Linked DNA regions of Homo sapiens: region 2 is linked to region 1. Evidence: chromatin loops called from intact Hi-C (ENCODE). Cell type or tissue: PC-3. All regions are shown on one strand. Links, peaks and the distances in the headings refer to the core of each region. The heading gives the core; the rest is flanking DNA.

What was found. A loop is a pair of places that touch in the nucleus more often than their neighbours do. Peaks named below come from ENCODE experiments on the same cell type or tissue, not always from the same donor. Only the 100,000 strongest peaks of a DNase experiment are listed, where the experiment ranks them.
Region 2: it touches region 1 in a loop (2.5-fold over the local background); 3 of 110 quality-filtered maps call a loop at or near these places.

What each region holds. Positions count from the first base shown.
Region 1 is chr12:117,333,132-117,349,878 of GRCh38, reverse strand. All of the region lies in intron 1 of NOS1 (nitric oxide synthase 1), which reads left to right. Among named protein-coding and RNA genes, the nearest start is that of NOS1, 20 kb to the left of the region's middle. In PC-3, for the core only: no CTCF peak of the experiment used is centred there; DNase peaks (open chromatin) are centred at 6,348 and 6,998; H3K27ac peaks cover 1,707 bases.
Region 2 is chr12:117,235,361-117,237,860 of GRCh38, reverse strand. The region is part of intron 20 of NOS1 (nitric oxide synthase 1); the gene reads left to right. Among named protein-coding and RNA genes, the nearest start is that of FBXO21, 46 kb to the right of the region's middle. RefSeq lists enhancers at 471-975, 976-1,480. In PC-3, for the core only: CTCF peaks have their summits at 996 and 1,196 (motif pointing left); a DNase peak (open chromatin) is centred at 1,200.

The DNA.
Region 1 (16,747 bases), core at 5,654-8,153:
TGGTGGCTCGTGCCTGTAGTCCCAGCTATTCAGAAGGCTGAGGCAGGGGTATCCTTGAGCCCAGGAGTTCGAGACTGCAGTTAGCTATGATCACACCACTGCACTCCAGCCTGGGCAACACAACAAGACCCAGTCTCAAAATAATGAATAATAACACCAGCCAATGTTCTTCATGTACTTGCTACAGACTAGGTACCATGCTAAGCCCTGGGCCTGTATAAGCACAGGTTTCCAAAATATGGTGGATACTCCACTGGTGGGACCCATTTTTTATTGTTTTATTTCATTGAGGTAAAATTCATGTAATATAAAATTAACCATTTTAGAGTAGCATTTGTGTTGTGTGATCATTGCCTCTATCTAGTTCCAAAACATCTCCATTACCCCACAAGGGAACCTTGTACTTCTTAAGAATTGAAAAGAAGTATTCAAACAAAAACTTTCCCATGTGTGTTCATAGCACTATTCACGATAGCCAAAGGGTGGAAACAACCCAGATGTCTGTCAATGGACGAGTGGATAAACTAAAAGTGGCTTATCCATCTATCTAATGGAATATTACTCAGCCACTAAAAGAAATGAAGTGCTGATCTATGCTGTAACATGGATGAACCTCAAAAGCGTGATGCTGAGTGAAAGAAGCCAGACTCAAAAAGCCTCATCTTGTAGGATTTCATTTATATGCAGTATCCAGAATAGACAAATCCACGGAGGCAGAAAGCAGATTAGTGGTTGCCAGGGGGCGAGGAGAAGGGAAAAGGAACAACCACTTTACTGATACTCATTTTTTGAAAAACTTTTATTTTGAAGTAATTTTAGATTCACGGAAAAGTTGCAATATGGTACAACGAGTTTCTTTATACCCTGACCTAGTTTCCCCAATGTTAATATCGTACATAACCATAATCTAATTATCAAGAACAGAAGATTGACAATGGCATGATATTAACTAAACGACAGACCCTATTCGAATTGCACCACTTTCTCCGCTACTGTGCTGTTTCGGTTCCAGGATCCCACATTGCTTTCGGCGCTGATTTCTCTCTGCCTCCTCTGATCTGTGACAGTTTGTCAGTCTTTCCTTGTCTCCCACGGGCTTGACACCTTTGAAGATGACTGGTCAGTTACAGTGCCACTTTGTGTGAATTTGTTCCATGTGTTTTCATGATTAGATCAAGGAGCCATTTTTTAAAAAATTTACTCATTAAATATTTGTTTTGATAGATCATAGAAAAAAGCAGTTAGCAAATTTATACGACGATTTCGTGGATATTAGCTTTTAGGATGAGGCTATAGTATCTAAGATAGAAAGTGAGTTCATTGTAAGGGAAAATATTAAATAAATAATTGCATAGGTGAGACACAGGTATGGTGCAAAGATATGATGTTGGTAAGAGCAGCATGGGAAACATGACGTTACTTCATGGAATCTTCACAAGAGTCTTGCAAAGTAGATTCAGGACTATTGTTTTTTGCCATTTTATAGATGAAGAAACGGAGGCACCAAGATGCTGAAGCCCTTGACCGAGTCACGTGTCAGTAAATGACAGAATCAGGATTTGAATCCCATGCCTGTGATCCTGAACCATGACATTCCCCTTTAACCCTTCCTTCCAACCTCTGCGACATCAGCTTATAGACTGTTGAAGGTGACACCGTTCTCTTCTGTGATTTTTATTTCAGGGGTTATTTGCAGAGCTCTGTTCAGTAAAGCTGACTCAGGTGGGGATGTGTCCCGCAGTGTCGAGGTAGGGTGTCCTCCAGGGGCTTCCCAGGTGTGCTGGTGCAACACGAGATAAAGACCAAGCCAGTTCAGGTAACCCCCAGGTAGAGTCACTAAAAAAAAAAAAAAAAAAAAAAATGTAGGGGATCTGGGACTGAATCTTCCCTTGGAATGGAGGAAGGAAGTTGCATTCCACTCAGCTCCTGTTAGAATGAGTATGCAAGGACTGGTTTGACATCAAAAGAGAAAGCCCAATTTAGACAGAAAGGTGTCACTCCAGGAAGGGCTTTGGTGCACACCCAAAGTGAAAGAAGAAACAGATTCAGACTTCAAGATGATCGTGCAAAGTGCTGCGTCACTCTCAGTAGATTTAACCCAGGGAGAACAAGGTCAGTGTTGAGTATCAGCCCCAGGGCACAAGCTGGGGTGGATGCTGTGATCTCATGCGGAGGTGGGGATCCCATCAAACACCTGGATCGACTGGAACCACCCAGGACAAGACCCAAGTCACTGAGCATGCTGTCCCTTCATTGAGTAGCTTCTGAAGGTGACCTTCCTTGTTGCCCTTTAAAACTCACTCACTAGCAGGGGTCCCACAGTCAAAGGCCTATAGTGAAATACTTATTTGCAAGAAACAAATGAATGACGGGGGCCACAGGGTTTTGCAGGGGAACCAGAGAGCTCATGCCCCACCTAAAGGGGGAGGCGCCACCACCTACTCCAGCTGTTTGGAGTGTGCTCAGGAACACAGGCCCAGTGTAAACATATCTTCCATGGCTCCAAGAAAGCCAGAAATTTCTATCTTTGATGAAACCTCCAGTTTTTTGTTTGTTTGTTTATTTTTCTTTTTTTTTTTTTCCTTGTTTTGAGACAGGGTCACACTCTCTTTCACCCAGTCTGGAGTGCAGTGGCGCGATCTTGGCTCACTGCAACCTCCGCCTCCCAGGTTCAAGCAATTCTTCTGCCTCAGACTCCCAAGCAGCTGGGACTACAGGTGTGCACCACCACACCCAGCTAATTTTTGTATTTTTAGTAGAGACAGGGTTTTACCATCTTGGCCAGGCTCGTCTTCAACTTCTGACCTCAAGTGATCCACCTTCCTTGGCCTCCCAAAGTGCTGGGATTACAGGTGTGAGCCACCATGCCCGGCCTGAAACCTCCAGTTTTTAAATGGTGATAACAAATTTGGGGGAAAAAATTTAACTGTATTAACCAAACGCAATTCATTTGTATACCTATGGGCTGTCTTTGATAGAATCTGACCAGAGCCTGATTGAAGAATGTGATATCCTGGATCTGAAGCATTTTTTGTGCAGAACAGGTGATAGTTTGAGTTGAAGTTGAAATTTCCTTTAAAATGGCCATTTGTGTAGGTCACAAAAAGTCACACGGGGCTTTAGAAGCAAACCGTACCAGTGTTTCTCAAACTCCAGTGTGCACATAAATCCACTGGGGGATCTTCCTAAAATGCAGAGCCTGAGTCATAGGTCTGGGCTGGGCCTTGGGATTCTGCATTGCTGACATGCTCCCAGGTGATGCTGCTGGTGCTGGTGCATGGACCACGCTTTGGGTAGCAAAGCATTAGACCATGTTCATCGCTGGTGGTTTTGCAAACTCCATTAAGACCCACCCCACATTGTCGTTCCTTTTTCTGAATCCAAGTTTTGTTTTTGTTTTTGTTTTCTGAGACAGAGTCTCGCTCTGTGGTCCAGGCTGGAGTGCAGTGGTGTGATCGTGGCTCACTACAACCTCAGCCTCCCGGGTTAAAGCCATTCTCCTGCCTCAGCCTCCTGAGTAACTGGGATTACATGCACGTGCCACCACGCCTGGCTAATTTTTGTATTTTTAGTAGAGACGGGGTTTCACCATGTTGGCCAGACTGGTCTCAAACTCCTGGTCTCAGGTGATCCGCTCGCCTCAGCCTCCCAAAGTGCTGGGATTACAGGCGTGAGCCACGGCACCTGGCCTGAATCCAAGTTTTGTTAACCAAGTGTCTGAAGTCTCATTCATTCACTCATTTGTAATGGGCCATGCCATCACCTCCCTGCAGCTGCTTTCAGGAAGTGAAGTGAGACCAGTCTTGGCTTTCTGCATGGCAACCACTGGCTGGAACTGCTCTCCAAACACGGCATGGGCCCTCCAGTTCTCTACAGTCCCCACTGCTCCCTCTCACCTCTCACAGGGCTGCTTCATTCAATAGCTGTAGACTTAGAGATTGAGACCCTGATTCACTGAGTACCTATTATGTGCCAAGTCCTGTGCTATGCACAGGTGGTTGTTTTTTTGTTTGTTTGTTTGAGACAAGGTCTTGCTTTTTCACCCAGGCTAGAGTCCAGTGGCACAATAATGGCTCACTGCAGCCTCGACCTCCTGGGCTCAATAATCCTCCTGCCTTAACCTCCCAAAGTGTTGGGATTACAGGCATGAGCCACTGAGCCCAGCCCTAAGTGTTAATTGATAAAAGCTGAGTAAATGAAGGAATTGTAGCAGACGTCTCTGATACCATAATCATTATTTTTATTTGATTTTTTATTTGAAAAAGTACATTATCATCTATGGTTCCCTTACAGCACTAAATATATATTTTAAGCTTCTTATCCTAATTATGAAATTGATTGTTTAAACATTTACTTTGACAAGTGACTAGAATCTGTTAGCCTTGTCCCCTCATCTCACTTGTAGTGGTATCTTCAGATACCCTGTTATCGATCCTCAGGAGGCGGATAATTTTTGGAGGTATTTCACCAGGAAGGGAGGTGAGCCAATATTTGACTGTTGGGCAATAATTTAAATTGTTAAGTTCCAGCATAACAAGACAGAAAGAGCATCTTGCAGCCGGGCGCGGTGGCTCACGCCTGTAATCCCAGCACTTTGGGAGGCCGAGGCAGACGGATCACATGAGGTCAGGGGTTTGAGACCAGCCTGGCCAACACGGCAAAATCCCATCTCCACTAAAAATATAAAAATTAGCTGGCAGGCGTCTATAGTCCCAGCTACTCAGGAGGCTGAGGCAGGAGAATTGCTTGAACCCAGGAGGCGGAGGTTGCAGTGAGCCGAGATTGTGCCACTGCACTCCAGCCTGGGCAACAGAGTGAGACACTGCCAAAAAAAAAAAAAAAAAAAAGCAAGAAAGCAACCAAGCAACCAAGCAAGCAAGCAAGAATTAATCATAATAGCCCGCGTTTGATCTTCGTTCTGACTCTGTTTCTAAGAATCTTAGGCAAGTCCTTTCCTGACTATGAGCCTGTAGCTCCTCATCTCCAAAATGTAATGTGAAACCAGTGACTTCTACCCTTGTTATTTATTGTGTAATGGAATACTTGGAAAATTGTATTAATGCCATGGCCTGTTTTCCCCATATAAATGCACGTATCACAAAAGTTGTGCACACAATTTCAGGATTTTCAGGGTTCCCTGAGCCCTGTAGGAGGTTTATAAAATCAATATTGTGAATTGGAGTAGAAAATCCCTAGCATCTCTTTCAACTTTCAATTACTAAAATTGTAGAATTGAGCTAAAAATATATAGCAGTACTTAGAACATTAGAAAAGCAAAGACGTTGAGTTCAGACAAACTTGACTTGAGTCCCCACCACTGACACTAGCTGCATAACCTATGACTTAATGTCTTTGAGCCTTGATTTTAACATCTATAAAATGGGAATTATAATGTCATGTCATGTTCATATCGTGTTGCAAGAATGAAAATGAGATCTTCCAATAAAGTGCTTACATATAAAAATGCTCAAAATATTAAGTTGAACTGTACGAAATTGAAAAAGTTGATCATTTGCAAAACTGTTAATTTCATATATTTCAACCTAATAAGTACTCAGTGTGAATAGTTGAGCGCTTATTCACCAAATACTTATTTCATGCTTACTAGGTGCTAACATATTCTAAGAAGAAAGTCAATTATATTGTGCAGATGAAAGCAGACCTGTGGTGCTTTAGCTCCATGTGGCCAGCAAATGTATACTAGGCTCAGGCCTGCCTTAATGAATATTTTCCCTCCTGTCCTTGGTACTAGTTTACACATTCATACTAAGGTAGGGCAACTGCAAATACATTTTATACAATTGAAGAGTCTTGATCTTTTACTCAAGTTTGACCCAATTGCATTTATTGTTATTACTGGTATATCTGACATATGTGGAATTATTTCTGCCATTGTAGTTTATGTTTTCTATTTAACATGTTTTCCCTTTACTGAAATTCATTTGTAACTGATTCAGGCCTATATGGATGTTGTGGATCTATGTAAAGGCAACTTTCGAGTGAAGGGAACAAATCTTATTACTGCTCTCTTAAAATAGTTATTCTTACTTCTTTTTTCTTCCCTGAGCACCTTTTGTCAGCCTTTTGACTCAGCTCCCCTACACCAGAAAGCACCCAAGGATGCCAGGCATGAGAGGAGAAATTTGATTGAGCCTCAAGTTAACACTGATGTGCAATTTGGAGAAAACAGTTATTATGTTCCCTGAAAAATAAACATTCAACATTGTCATTATAGTTGACATTTACAGTTTACAAAGTGCCCTTTACGGTGTCCATCTTGCTTAATCATTACGAAAGTCTTGGCAACTAGTTGTTATTACTGTTTCGATTTCACAAAAGGAAATTGAGAGTCAAAATGTTAAATGACTTATCCAAGATCAAATAGCTTATAAATGGCAAAGCTTGGAATTGAGCCAAATTGAGCATATTTTTTGTAGCTGAATTCTCAGAATTATGGAAATGACGTTATTAGGAAATGTTGATTCTTGCAATATACTAGACCACAACTAAATTATTACTATTCATGAAAGACAGTTCTATGAAATGAATTTCATTCATTCTTATTCTTTCTTTCACCCCCATTTTCCTTCCTTCCTTCCTTCCTCCCTCCCTCCCTCTCTTCCTTCCTTCCTTCCTTCTTTTTGACAGAGTCTTGCACTGTCACCCAGGCTGGTGTGCAATGGCACAATCGTAGTTAATTTTTTTTTTTTTGGTAGAGATGGGGGTCCTACTATATTACTCAGGCTGGTCTTGAACTCCTGGCCTCAAACAATCCTCTCGCCTCAGCCTCCCAAAGTGCTGGGATTACAGGCATCCAGCCCTTTCACCCTATTTTTACCCCATTGTTCAGGTTTCCCTCTCTCAGGAAATCCTTCACACTCCTTCTACTAGTGGAAGCCAGGAGCTGGGAGGTCACTGCAGACACCTCCTTCTCCGTTAGCTTCTGTATCCAATTAGTCACCAAATCTTGTTGACTCAATCTTGTAAACATCTCTTAAATCGACCCACTTCCTTCCTTCCTCCCTTTCACCACCTGATCCTTAACCACCATCATTGCTCATCTCTGGCCTGCAGCAGCCTCCTAACCAGGCTCCCCATACCCAGCCTTGCTTTTCCCACCCATTTGCCATCCAGCAGCAGCCAGAGTAATCTTCATAAAATCTAAATCTGACCACTGTACTTCTTGTCTCAAAACCCTCCAATGCTTGCCATCGCTCTAAGAATAAAGTCCAAAATTGTTAACTTGCCTTTCAAGAGACCTGATGATCCAGCCCCTGATGACCTCTCCAGATTTATCTCGTGACATGGCTTTCTTCTGTCACCCCAATGCCAGCTCCATCCTACCACAGTGCCTTCTCACACGCTGGTCTCTGTCCTCCATTTCTCACTTCCTCCATCCACCTTCTTATCTGGCCAACTCTGGATCCTGACTCTTCCTCCAGGAAGCCTTCCCTGACCACCACCACCCAGACCATGTTATGTCCCTTATGCAAGGTCTCGTTAGCACCCTGTATTTTCGCTTTTGTTCTACTCATTGTTTTTATCACTAATATTAATCTCCAACTACCTCCACCCTAGGTTGTAAGCTTGAGGGCAGGGATGCTGTCTATCTTATCCACCCCTGTAATCCCAATGCAAGCTCCACGCTGACTGCCCTGTCCTGGGGAGAGCTATGTATGAGTAGGCAAATGAATGGTTGGCATGAAGGAAAGAAAAGAAAAGATGAGAGGAGGCAAAGGAGAGAAAGAGGGAGGGAGGAAAAAAAAAGTAAAAGAGTATAATGTTGATGGGGGTTAGAAAATATGTGCCATCTTATTTTAATGATTGTTAAGAAAAGTTTCCGAGACCGCTGATAATATGTTTCCTTTTTATAGTAATGAGGCTGTCCTCTTGGCCATGATTATGTTTGCATATCTAGCCTGAAATGGTTCAATTATCTTGATGTGTAATCTAAAGTGACTCTAAAAATAATAGTCAACAGTACCACATGCTATAGATGAATTATCCCCTCTAATGCACTTCCATTTAAATTATCCCATGTGATTTATTGGTTTCCATCTTTAAGGCAGAAACCAGAATTGTTCCCACTTTACAGATGAGGAATCTGAGGCTAATAGGCAGCAGAGGTGGGTCACAAACCCTGGTTTTTCTAGCTCCAAATTCATGCCTTTGACCCCCACACAGCATTTACAGCAATGGGGCAGGTATGTAGGGGCAAGGGTGGGAGGCAGAAGTGCATCTGTGCCACTTTTGTGCTTTTGTGCCACTGAAGCGTCCATGGATAGAAGGAACTTAAGAACCTTAGCCCCAAACTCTGAAATTTTCTGTCATATGATGGATGGATATATTGGTCTCCCGTTGGCCGAACTAGCTCAAGTAAATGAGCTCTGCAAAACGAAGCTGAAATGAAGACTCTGTGATTCCCCAGATCTATTCTAACATCGGGATGACAGCCCTGCAGCTCTCTCCCTGTGATGAACCAGACCGTCCTCCTCATCCCGCCCTAGTGGTGTTGACTCACCACCAAGTTCTGGGGCCTCAGTGCTTCTGGATGCATCTTTCATGTGCCGTGTTCCGACAAACTGAATCCTGCTTTTGCAGCATTCCGAAAAGGAGCCAATGACAGTCATCGACTCCCATGGGAGACAGGACCAGTCCACGTGTCCGTACCTTTTACCTGGTCTTTCAACACAAAGTGCCTTAAGCAGCACATCCACCAGACACTACGGATGCTCAATAGAAAAATGACTGCTTACGTGATGATAATTAGTAATAGTGGTGGTAAAAGGATCCATTTCCTGGGCACTTACCTAGTCTATGGTGCATTGTAATAACATAGAAAACGTTAACTATTGGCTGGGCACAGTGGCTCATGTCTGTAATCCCAGCACTTTGGGAGGCCGAGGCAGGTGGATCACTTGAGGATAGGAGTTCGAGACCAGCCTGGCCAACATGGTGAAACCCCATCTCTACTAAAAATACAAAAAAAAAAAAAAAAAAAAAAATAGCCAGGTGTGATATCAGCTACTCAGGAGGCTGAGGCAGGAGGATCACTTGAACCTGGGAGGCAGAGGTTGCAGTAAGCCAAGATCACGCCACTGCACTCAGCCTGGGCAACAGAGCAAGATTACGTCTCAAAAAAGAATAAAAATAATAGAAATTTAAAAATTAAAATACAAAAATTAGCCAGGAGTGGTGGCGGGTGCCTGTAGTCCCAGCTACTCAGGAGGCTGAGGCAGGAGAATCACTTGAACCTGGGAGGCAGAGGTTGCAGCGAGCCGAGATTGCGCCACCACACTCCAGCCTGGGTGACAGAGTGAGACTCCGTCTCAAAATAAATACATAAATAAAAAAGGAGAAAACATTAACTATTATCTCTTTGTATCCTCAGACACCCTATCTATGTAGGCACTATTATCACCCCTATTTAATAGATGCAGAAACTATGACTCAGAGAGAGTAAGTAACTTGCCCACGATCACAAAGCCAAGTAGAGAATCAGACAGTCTGACTTCAAAGACCTTACTCTTTTCTTAAAATTGATGCAAAAAACATTGTTAAAAAATAATAATTTAGTCCAGGCACAGTGGTTCATGCTTATAAACTCTGCACTTTGGGAGGTCAAGGTGGAAGGATTGCTTGAGGCCGGGAGTTTGAGACCACCCTGAGCAACATAGTGAGACACCGTTTCTACAAAAAGTTAAAAAATTAGCCAGTCACGGTGGTGTGTGCTTGTAGTCCAGTTACTCAGGAGGCCAAAGCTTGAGGATAACTTGAGCCCAGGCCTTGGAGGTTGCAGTTAGCTGTTATTACACCACTGCCCTCCAGCCTGGGCAACAAAGCGAGACCCTGTCTCAAAAATAAATAAATAAAGAATAGCAATCTAATATGAAGGAATATACAATAAAAAGTAAGCTTCCTTCCCACCCAATTTCTAGCCTTCCAGCCCCCTTTCCTAGAAGTAACCACTGGTACTGATATCTTGAATAATTTTCCAGAGCTGTTCAGTGCATCTCCAAGCTTATGTGGAAACATGGATGAATGCATGATGAAGCTGTAGGATGGACTTATAATTATATTTCTAAATGGGTGTGCTCCACCTTGCTTTTAAATTTAACACTGTATCTTTAAGAGCATTCCTCACTGGTCTGGTCTTTTTAGCTCTAATCTCCTGCTTATTTAATGCCTGCCCAGAATTCCGTTGTATGGATGTGCCATAGTTGATTTAATAGTCTTCTATTGATGGGTACTTAAGATTTTCTCAATCTCTTGATATTCAGATATTCAGAACCCTGCAAAGAAGAGTTTTGTATGTGTTTAAGGATGTTCCTTTCAGGTTACCTGCAGGAGAAAGTCCTGACATTTGAATTGTCAGGCCAAGATATATGTATTTTAAATTTGGAGGTAGATATTGTCAAACTGCCATTCAAAGAGGTTGTATTTGGCAGCAATGTAAGAGAGTGGGATTTCCCAAAGCCTTGACAACAGAGTGTGTGTCACATTTTAAACAATCATTAATGCTCGTGCTTGTAACTCTAAGCTGAGCCTGTTACTACCTCTGAGATATGGGCATCAGAGGTGGGAAGATTGACATCATCATAGGCAAACTGTAGCCATGAAACTGGGGGAATTCCGTGGCTGAGGAGACTCAGGATGCTTGTGTCTTTGGGATCCCCAAGGCAAAGAATGTCAACTTAACCCCCAGATTTGTGGGGACTTGTGGGTTTGCCGCCATGACTTACCGGCATGGGAGAAAGCACTTCAGCTTGATTCCTGGGTGGTGATCTCTCTGGGGAAAGACTGCAAATTAGCAGTTCAGGAAATGTAAAGAAGCTGGTGGTTTTGCATTTTTTAAAAGAGCGCAGTTGGGTTTACGCTTTCAGTCTTTTGTTTGTGTTGGGGGTGGCAGTATTTTGTTTTGTTTTTGAAGACTTGGAGGACTTGGAGTTTGTTTTTAAATGAGATTGGAGGGAGATGGGAAACAGGGCTGAAACTCCATCAGATATTTTGTGGGTGTATAAACTGAAAAGAGTCAAGACTTCACAGGCAGGCTGGGTTTTGTTTTCTTTGATATTATTCATGTAAAACCATTGATATCCGTTTCCTCCAGAATAACCTTTACATTTACATATACAGAACTGACTTGCTTGCACCTTAATGGTATACCTTGGAGTTCATTTCTTATTTGCAGATAGAGATCTGCCTCATTGTCTTTAATGACACATTTATTGTACAGATGAGTTAGATTTTTTTAATTTTATTATTATTATACTTTAAGTTTTAGGGTACATGTGCACAATGTGCAGGTTAGTTACATATGTATACATGTGCCATGCTGGTGTGCCGCACCCATTAACTCGTCATTTAGCATTAGGTATATCTCCTAATGCTATCCCTCCCCCCACCCCACAACAGTCCCCAGAGTGTGATGTTCCCCTTCCTGTGTCCATGTGTTCTCATTGTTCAGTTCCCGCCTATGAAACAGGGTCTTGTTCTGTCACCCAGGCTGGAATGCAGTGGTGCTATCTTGGCTCACGGTAGCCTCAACCTCCCAGGCTCAATTGATCCTCCCACCTCAGTCTCCAGAATAGCTGGGACTACAGGCATGTGTCACCATGCCTAATTTTTATTTTGTTTTGTTTTGTTTTTTTTTGTTTTGTTTGAGACAGAGTCTCACTCTGTCGCCCAGGCTGGAGTGCAGTGGCGCAATCTCGCCTCACTGCAACCTCCGCCTCCCAGGTTCAAGTCATTCTCCTGCCTCAGCCTCCTGATCAGCTGGGATCACAGGTGCCTGCCACCACACCCAGCTAACTTTTTTGTATTTTTAGTAGATATGGGGTTTCACCATGTTGGCCAGGCTGGTCTTGAACTCCTGACCTCAAGTGATCCACCTGCCTCGGCCTCCCAAAGTGTTGGGATTACAGGTGTGAGCCACCGCGCCTGTCCAAATTTTTGTGTTTTTTGTAGAAATGGGATATCACTATGTTGCACAGGCTGATTTCAAGCTCCTGGCCTCAAGCAATCTGCCTGCCTCAGCCTCCCAATGTGCTGGGATGACAGCCCTGGGTTAGATTTTAACTGACACTTGGAAGCAAGATTTTGGATACTGGACTATTAGCCCAGGGGACATTCTACTATGACCTCTCTATTCATATGGTTCTGGGTGGATTTTCTCTCTTTCCATGCTACCCCCACCATGCCTATTCCCAGAGGTCAGTTTCAAAAGGTGACGTGATATTTGCAAACCCTCTTTGTCATTTTTCTGGTTTCTTTAAAAGGGAAAACTTTAAGAAGTGTCTTCTGCCTGGCTGTTACCAGTAGGTTCTTGAGGAGATCCAGGGATGGTAGGCTACAGAAAGAACAACGGTCACACTCTAGACCCATGCTGCCCAATGGCAATATAATGCAAGCCATGTGTGTAATGTTGGGCTTTATAAGTCACATTAAAAAGAGTAAAAAGCGCGGCCGGGCACGGTGGCTCAAGCCTGTAATCCCAGCACTTTGGGAGGCCAAGGCAGGCGGATCACAAGGTCAGGAGCTCGAGACCATCCTGGCTAACATGGTGAAACCCCATCTCTACTAAAAATACAAAAAAATTAGCCGGGCATGGTAGCACATGTCTGTAGTCCCAGCTACTCGGGAGGCTGAGGCAGGAGAATGGCGTGAACCTGGGAGGCAGAGCTTGCGGTGAGCCGAGATCGCGCCACTGCACTCCAGCCTGGGCGACAGAGCAAGACTCCGTCTCAAAAAAAAAAAAAAAAAAAAAAAAAAAGAGTAAAAAGCAGCTGGGTACAGTGGCTCATGCCTGTAATCCCTATACTTTGGGAGGCTGAGGCAGGAGGATTGCTCAAGCCCATGAGTTCAAGACCAGCCTGGACAGCATGGCAAAACCTCTTCTCTACAAAAATACAAAAATTAGCTGGGCATGGTGGCGTGTGTCTGGAGTCCCAGCTACTCAGGGGGCTGAAGTAGGAGGATCACTTGAGCCTGGGAGGTGGAGGCTGCAGTGAGCCAAGATTGTGCCACTGCCCTCCAGCCTGGGTGACAGAGTGAGACCCTGTCTCACAAAAAAAGAAAGAAGAGTGAAAAGCAATGGGGAAAATTAACTTTCATAATAATTTTATTTAACACAATATATCCATAACAGCATAATTTCAAATATAATCAGTAAACATCGTGGAGATGTTTATGTTCTTTTTCTCATACTAGTCTTTGTTTTTTGTTTTTTAAATTTTTTTATTTCAATAGGTTTTTTGGGGAACAGGTGGTGTTTGATTACATGACTAAGTTCTTTAGTGGTGACTTCTGAGATTTTGGTGCACCCATCACCTCTCATACTAGTCTTTGAAAGTCAATGTGCACTTTACTCTTGCAGCACATTGCAACTGAACCTGCCACAGTCCATGTGCTCAATGGCCATGTGTGTCAAGCGGCTGCCATATTGGACAGCACAGGTCTGGATGCTCCAGCTATGGCTGGTCCATGTTGAATGAGCCCTTTGCTTCTCCAGGCCTCTGTTTTCTCGTTTCTGCATGAGGAAGCTAGACTAGATAGGCTTGGTGGCTCCTCTTCATCCTAACATTCTTCATCTTTCAATGCTAAAAATGGAAAGCACGGGTAAACCAGGACAAGCAGGCTTCCCTGTGGGAGCTTTGTTTTCTCATCTATAAAATGGGGCAATCAAATATGACCCAGATCCACAGGCGAGGATGTGCTTTGTGGAGGAAAAGGAGGGAGGCATAGTGTTGTGAGATTATTTTCAGGACTGTGATTGACCACTCACTTAGACCCAGGTCTACCTCCTTGATTTATGTCCCTGAACCTCATCTGCCTTATCCATCCGTAAGGTGCAGATAAAAATGGCGCTTACAAGGCCCAGCATGGAGGCTCATGCCTGTAGACACAGCAACTCAGGAGGCTGAGGCAGGAGGGTCACTTGAGCCCAGGAGTTCGAGAACATAGTGAGACTCTGTCTCTACAAATATAAAAACAACTAGCTTGGTGTAGTGGCATGCACCTGTAGTCCTAGCTACTCGGGAGACTAAGGCAAGAGGATCACTTGAGGCACAGAGTTTGAGACCAGCCTGGGCAAGATATCAAGACCCTGTCTCTCTCTCTCTCTCTCTCTCTCTCTCTCTCTCTCTCTCTCATATAGTCTGTAACAATTAAATAAAACCCCTATGCAGAGGGCTCAGGCACCAATGCTTAGTGCACAGTAAGCTCTCAACCACAGGAGGCTGCTGCTGTTACCTTTCCTTCTGTTGCAGAAATGAGGTTCAGGGTGGAGAGGGACTTGGCCAAGGTCGCACAGAGAGGAGGGAGTAGCAGACGCTGGCCTATTTGGGCTTCCTCCCTCTCATTGGCAGCCATCCCCGATAGTCAGCTACTAATTTCCTCACAGCAAGGTAAATGCAATAAATACACCCGAAGCCACTGAACTACTTGAATGAGGCTTGGGTCCAAGTATTGTTTCCATGGTATGTACCCTGGCAAGCATGCATATGTGATTTGTTTAAAATCCCAGCTCCTGAGGGCGGAGGCAGGGCTCTCAGGCAATTCTATCCAGCAGCCGTCTCTCCCTAGACGGTGCCCCCCACCCAGACCGGCGTGAGATGCCTCGGTGTGATTTCAAGGGAAGGGCCCCCTTCTACATGGCGCCTGAAGTACCTTTGGCTGGACAGTGACAGAGTAGAAAGTGCACTGAATTAAAAGCCAGGAAGTCCGAATCGTTATCTATTACATAACAATAATAGGAAGCCACTTTTCTGAGTTCTCACTACTGTATGACATTGCCAAGTTCTCTGCATTTACTGTTTCATTTAACCCTCCCCGTTACTCAGAGACGAGGTGATTACAAATGACCGCATTTTGGAACTGAGGTTTAGAGAAAATAAACAACTCACCCAGAAACACCCGGATAGAGCCAGGAAGGACCTTAAAACTCTTCCCTGGGGCAGGAGGCGGCCAGCTCTCCCTACGGAGCCTCATGGAAACTGGACATTCAAAAACCGGGACAAGCGGGTGTCCTTATAGCAGCTTAATTTATTCATCTGTAAAGTTGGGGGACAGCCGAACCTGATGTTGGTCAGGACAAGGATGAAAAATAGGATAGATGAGGATGTTTTGCAGGAGGAAAAGGAGGCAGAGAAAGTGTTGTGGAATTGTTATTAAGATAATGATTGACGGCCAGGTGCAATGGCTCACGCCTGTAATCCCAGCACTTTGGGAGGCTGAGGCAGGCGGATCACTTGAGGTCAGGAGTTCGAGACCAGCCTGTCCAACATGGCAAAACCCTATCTCTACTAAAAATACAAAATTAGCCAGGTGTGGTGGCGGGAGCCGTAATCCCAGCTACTCGGGAGGCTGAGGCTAGAGAATTGTTTGATTCCAGGAGGTGGAGGTTGCAGTGAGCTGAGATCGCACCACTGCATTCCAGCCTGGGCGACAGAGTGAGACTCTGTCTAAAAAAAAAAGAAGCTAATTGACAGAGCTCAGACCCAGAGCTTGCTGTCTCCCTCCCTCTCTGTCTCTGTCTCTCAGCAGACAGAAAATATATCTGCCTCTCCCCAGCCCAGCTTCCTTCCAACTCCTTCCAAAGATCAAGTTTCCTTTCTACAGCCAAGGTGTGAGAGAGAAACAGCACACCAATTTCCCAAGCACCAGCCCAGAGCCCTCCCTGATTCTAGGATGCAGCAGAGAAAGAGAGAAGAACGTGCTGAGAGTGGCCAGGGGCTGTTGCCAATTGCTTCATTTCTGTTTTCTTTTTTCCTTAAGCAAAGTACACCAAAGGCTAATTCCCGCCTCTGTCCTTTAGTAAGGTCTGGCCCAAGCCAGAGTCTGGAGGAAGTCAGCTTGGGGGCCTTGCCTCCCCAAGAGGTCGCCTTTCAGTTGCTTCTTTCATTAAAGAATTAAGCCTTAATGCCAAACGGGATGCTCAAGAGAGCTCTGGAGGTCCCGGCTGTCTCTGCCACCAACTGAACAGTGAGCATCCTGGGTTTGGTACCTGCAGGACATGGGGCTTGGGGAGGGTTAAGGAAGCAAGGAGAGAGAAGGGCACAGCGGTCCTGGATGGGTTTCCCTGCAAACCAGAACCCAGCAGCAAGATGCCGAAAGACACTCAGCCGGTTGACACCCGGGCCACACACAGCAGAGAAATGACACAGCACGCGGGCGACGCATGAATACACAGAAACACACACACAGAGCAACGCCAGATGGAGAACGCAGCCCAGGCTGAGCCCGGGGATTCATTATTTCCTCACCCACACAGAGGGGCTGACAGAGTTACGTAATGCAGGCTGCAAAGGGGAGGCTGAACTTGCTAATTATCCCCCCCACACACCCCCCCATTGAGGGGATCCAGGAGGTGGCACCTCCCTCTGGGAGGGGTCTCTGCACCCACCTTCTGCTCTCAGAGGCAGCAGGAGCTTGTCAGCTGCCTCAGCCCTGGGGTGACCCTGGGAAGTCGCTAAAAGGGAAATGAGGAAGTGAGTGTCAGTTTGTTAGTCATGGCAGATGGGGGCTCCCTCCTGGTGCTGAAGCATGGTGAGGTTGCTGGCAGGAAGGGGCTTTGGGACAGAGATGGAAGTAGCACTTGAGTGGGGAGCAGGGAAAGAGATGGAAGGGTTCTCTGATGTCTCCTACCCATCTTGCTGGTATTGATGTTTGTAGTGTGACCAAACCTATCTTTTTGAACTTGCAACAAACTAATAATTACAAGTAGGGACGGGCGGCTACTTCCCACCCT
Region 2 (2,500 bases), core at 1-2,500, 110 kb after region 1:
AAGTGACTTCTCAATGAGAATAGGGCACTTTGCTGTCCTTCCCCTCTCTCACCAGTGCCTAGAACAGTGCCTGACACATGATGTACAGGTGTGGAATGAATGAACCTTGTTACCTTGAGCAGTTCACAGGTGACAATATTTACTCTTTTCACTGAAGAATGCACATTTTCTGTTTTTTTTTTTCCATTTAATGCTGGACATTAGCAAATTATTCTTTCATCTGCAAACCTATCATTGAGCCACCGCCAAGCATGTGTGTATATGTGATGCTTCTGGATGTGGCTAGACATAAGTCACACAGAGGGGACACTCGGGGGGAGAAGGGAATAGGGCCCAAATGGCTGCTGCTGTTCCATTGCCTCTTCCCCTTCTCCCTGTACTTCTCATATGGCCCATATGTGTCCCAAGCTTGAAGAAAAAATAAAAAATAGGCCAGGCGTGGTGGCTCACACCTGTAATCCTAGCACTTTGGGAGGTTGAGGCGGTGGATCATCTGAAATCAGGAATTTGAGACCAGCCTGGCCATCATGGTTAAACCCTGTCTCTGCTAAAAGTACAAAAACTAGCCGGGCATGGTGGCGGGCTACTGTAATCCCAGCTACTCGGGAGGCTGAGGCAGGAGAATCTCTTGAACCCAGGAGGTGGACTGCACTCCAGCCTGGGCAACAGAGAGAGACTCCATCTCAAAAAAAAATAAAAATAATAATGAAATGCTAAAAATTCTCTACTTACAAAGCTCAGCAGAACTGAGATTTAAGACAATTGGTTTCTGAGCCAGTGCTATCGCCCAGAGGGTCGGCTTCCCAGCAAAGCATCAAAGACCAGTCCACCAAGGTGCCCTGGGGCCCCACAGCCATTCTGCCAGGGTTCTCAGCAAGCGGCATGCAGAGTCAGTCCCCTTGGTTAAACTCCCAGCAGGGCCAGAGCCTGGGCCCACCTTGCATTCTAGCCCACCTGCCAGCCACGTTCCCATGCCTGCTCCTTGTCTGCACGGCCACCCTCTGCCTCGTTCAAGAGGACTTTGGGGGAGGTGGCTGTGCTCGTGAGCTAGCTCAGCAAGTTTGGGTCCTCTGCATTTCTATTTTGTACAAATCGTGATGATCTGGGAAGAAAGCGGGAATTGATTTGCGGGCCTTTCAAAGGCTTCCTTTGGGTAGACTTAGGAGGCTCCCAAATTAGAAACCCCACAGCGCCCCCTGCTGGCCCCGGCTTCTGCGAGTTCCTTCTTGCAGCTCTCTGGAGGTGTTGTCTTTTTGCTCCCCAGGAACCAAAGACTGGTGTGAGCTCTGAGAAGGCTCAGTCGTGCAAGTTCCCAGACAGGGCAAGGTCTGCCCATGGAGGGCCAGTGGGACTCCAGACTCTAATACTGCCATTCACAATTATGGTCGCTAAGTTCCCCACTATGCTAAGGGCGGGGATGCCTTGCTTCAAGAAAATACTTGACACCCTTTCCTCCCCCAAAATAATGTGCCCGCTCAACTCTTTTTAATAATGGTGGCTATTTGTAGCACAAAAGGTTCTCGGTTGAGCCAAAAAGTCCTTTAAATAGCGAGTCCCATTGGGCTATTCAAGTGTTGATTTACATACCATAGAGAATATAGAAACTTCATGTTGAATATCAAGCGTCTCTAGCCACTGAAAATTAATTGGCAATGAAGAAAAAGCAGATCTGAAAAAGCAATCGTAGCTCAAAGGGTGCAAAGGATTTGATTTCTCAAAGTGTAATCGATCCTCGAGTTTGCAGGTGTTGGGTGAAATGCAGTATATCTGTACTGAAATACAGATATGGGGTTTGTTTGTTTTTTGGGTTGGGGTGGGAGGATGTAGTTTCGCTCTGTTGCCCAGGCTGGAATGCAGTGGTGCAGTTTCTGCTCATTGCAACCTCCACCTCCTGGGTTCAAGCGATTCTCCCGCCTCAGCCTCCCAAGTAGCTGGGATTACAGGCACATGCCACAATGCCCAGCTAATTTTTGTGTTTTTAGTAGAGACGGGGTTTTGTCATGTTGGCCAGGCTGGTCTCAAACTCCTGACCTCAGGTGATCTGTGTACCTCCACCTCCCAAAGTGCTGGGATTACAGGCGTGAGCCACCGTGCCCAGCCTGTACTGAAACTTTTTAAAGGACCAGAATAATCACATTCTGAGAGTTTATTATTGAAAGCTGTTGGATTAGCACAGGCCTCTTGAACTTGAAACACAAAAATCAATGCAGAAAGGTTATAACCCGGTGGCATCAATGAGTTTCCTTCTGTGTTTTCTTTTTAGATCTCTCAATTTTGTAATATTGATGAATTTATGCATAGGAGGAACCCAAGCTTAAAGCCAAGTCTTTTTTCCTTTACCATAACAATACGAGGAACCCTGGTTGCCAAAGGGGGTGGGGCTTGGAATTCCTAGGAGATATAGAATTTCACAGATTGGGGATGCCACAGCCTGTGGTCCCAGTGAAGTGCTAGACACTGAGAGAACCCCTATTAGTACTGAGAATGGGGTGCTAGAATC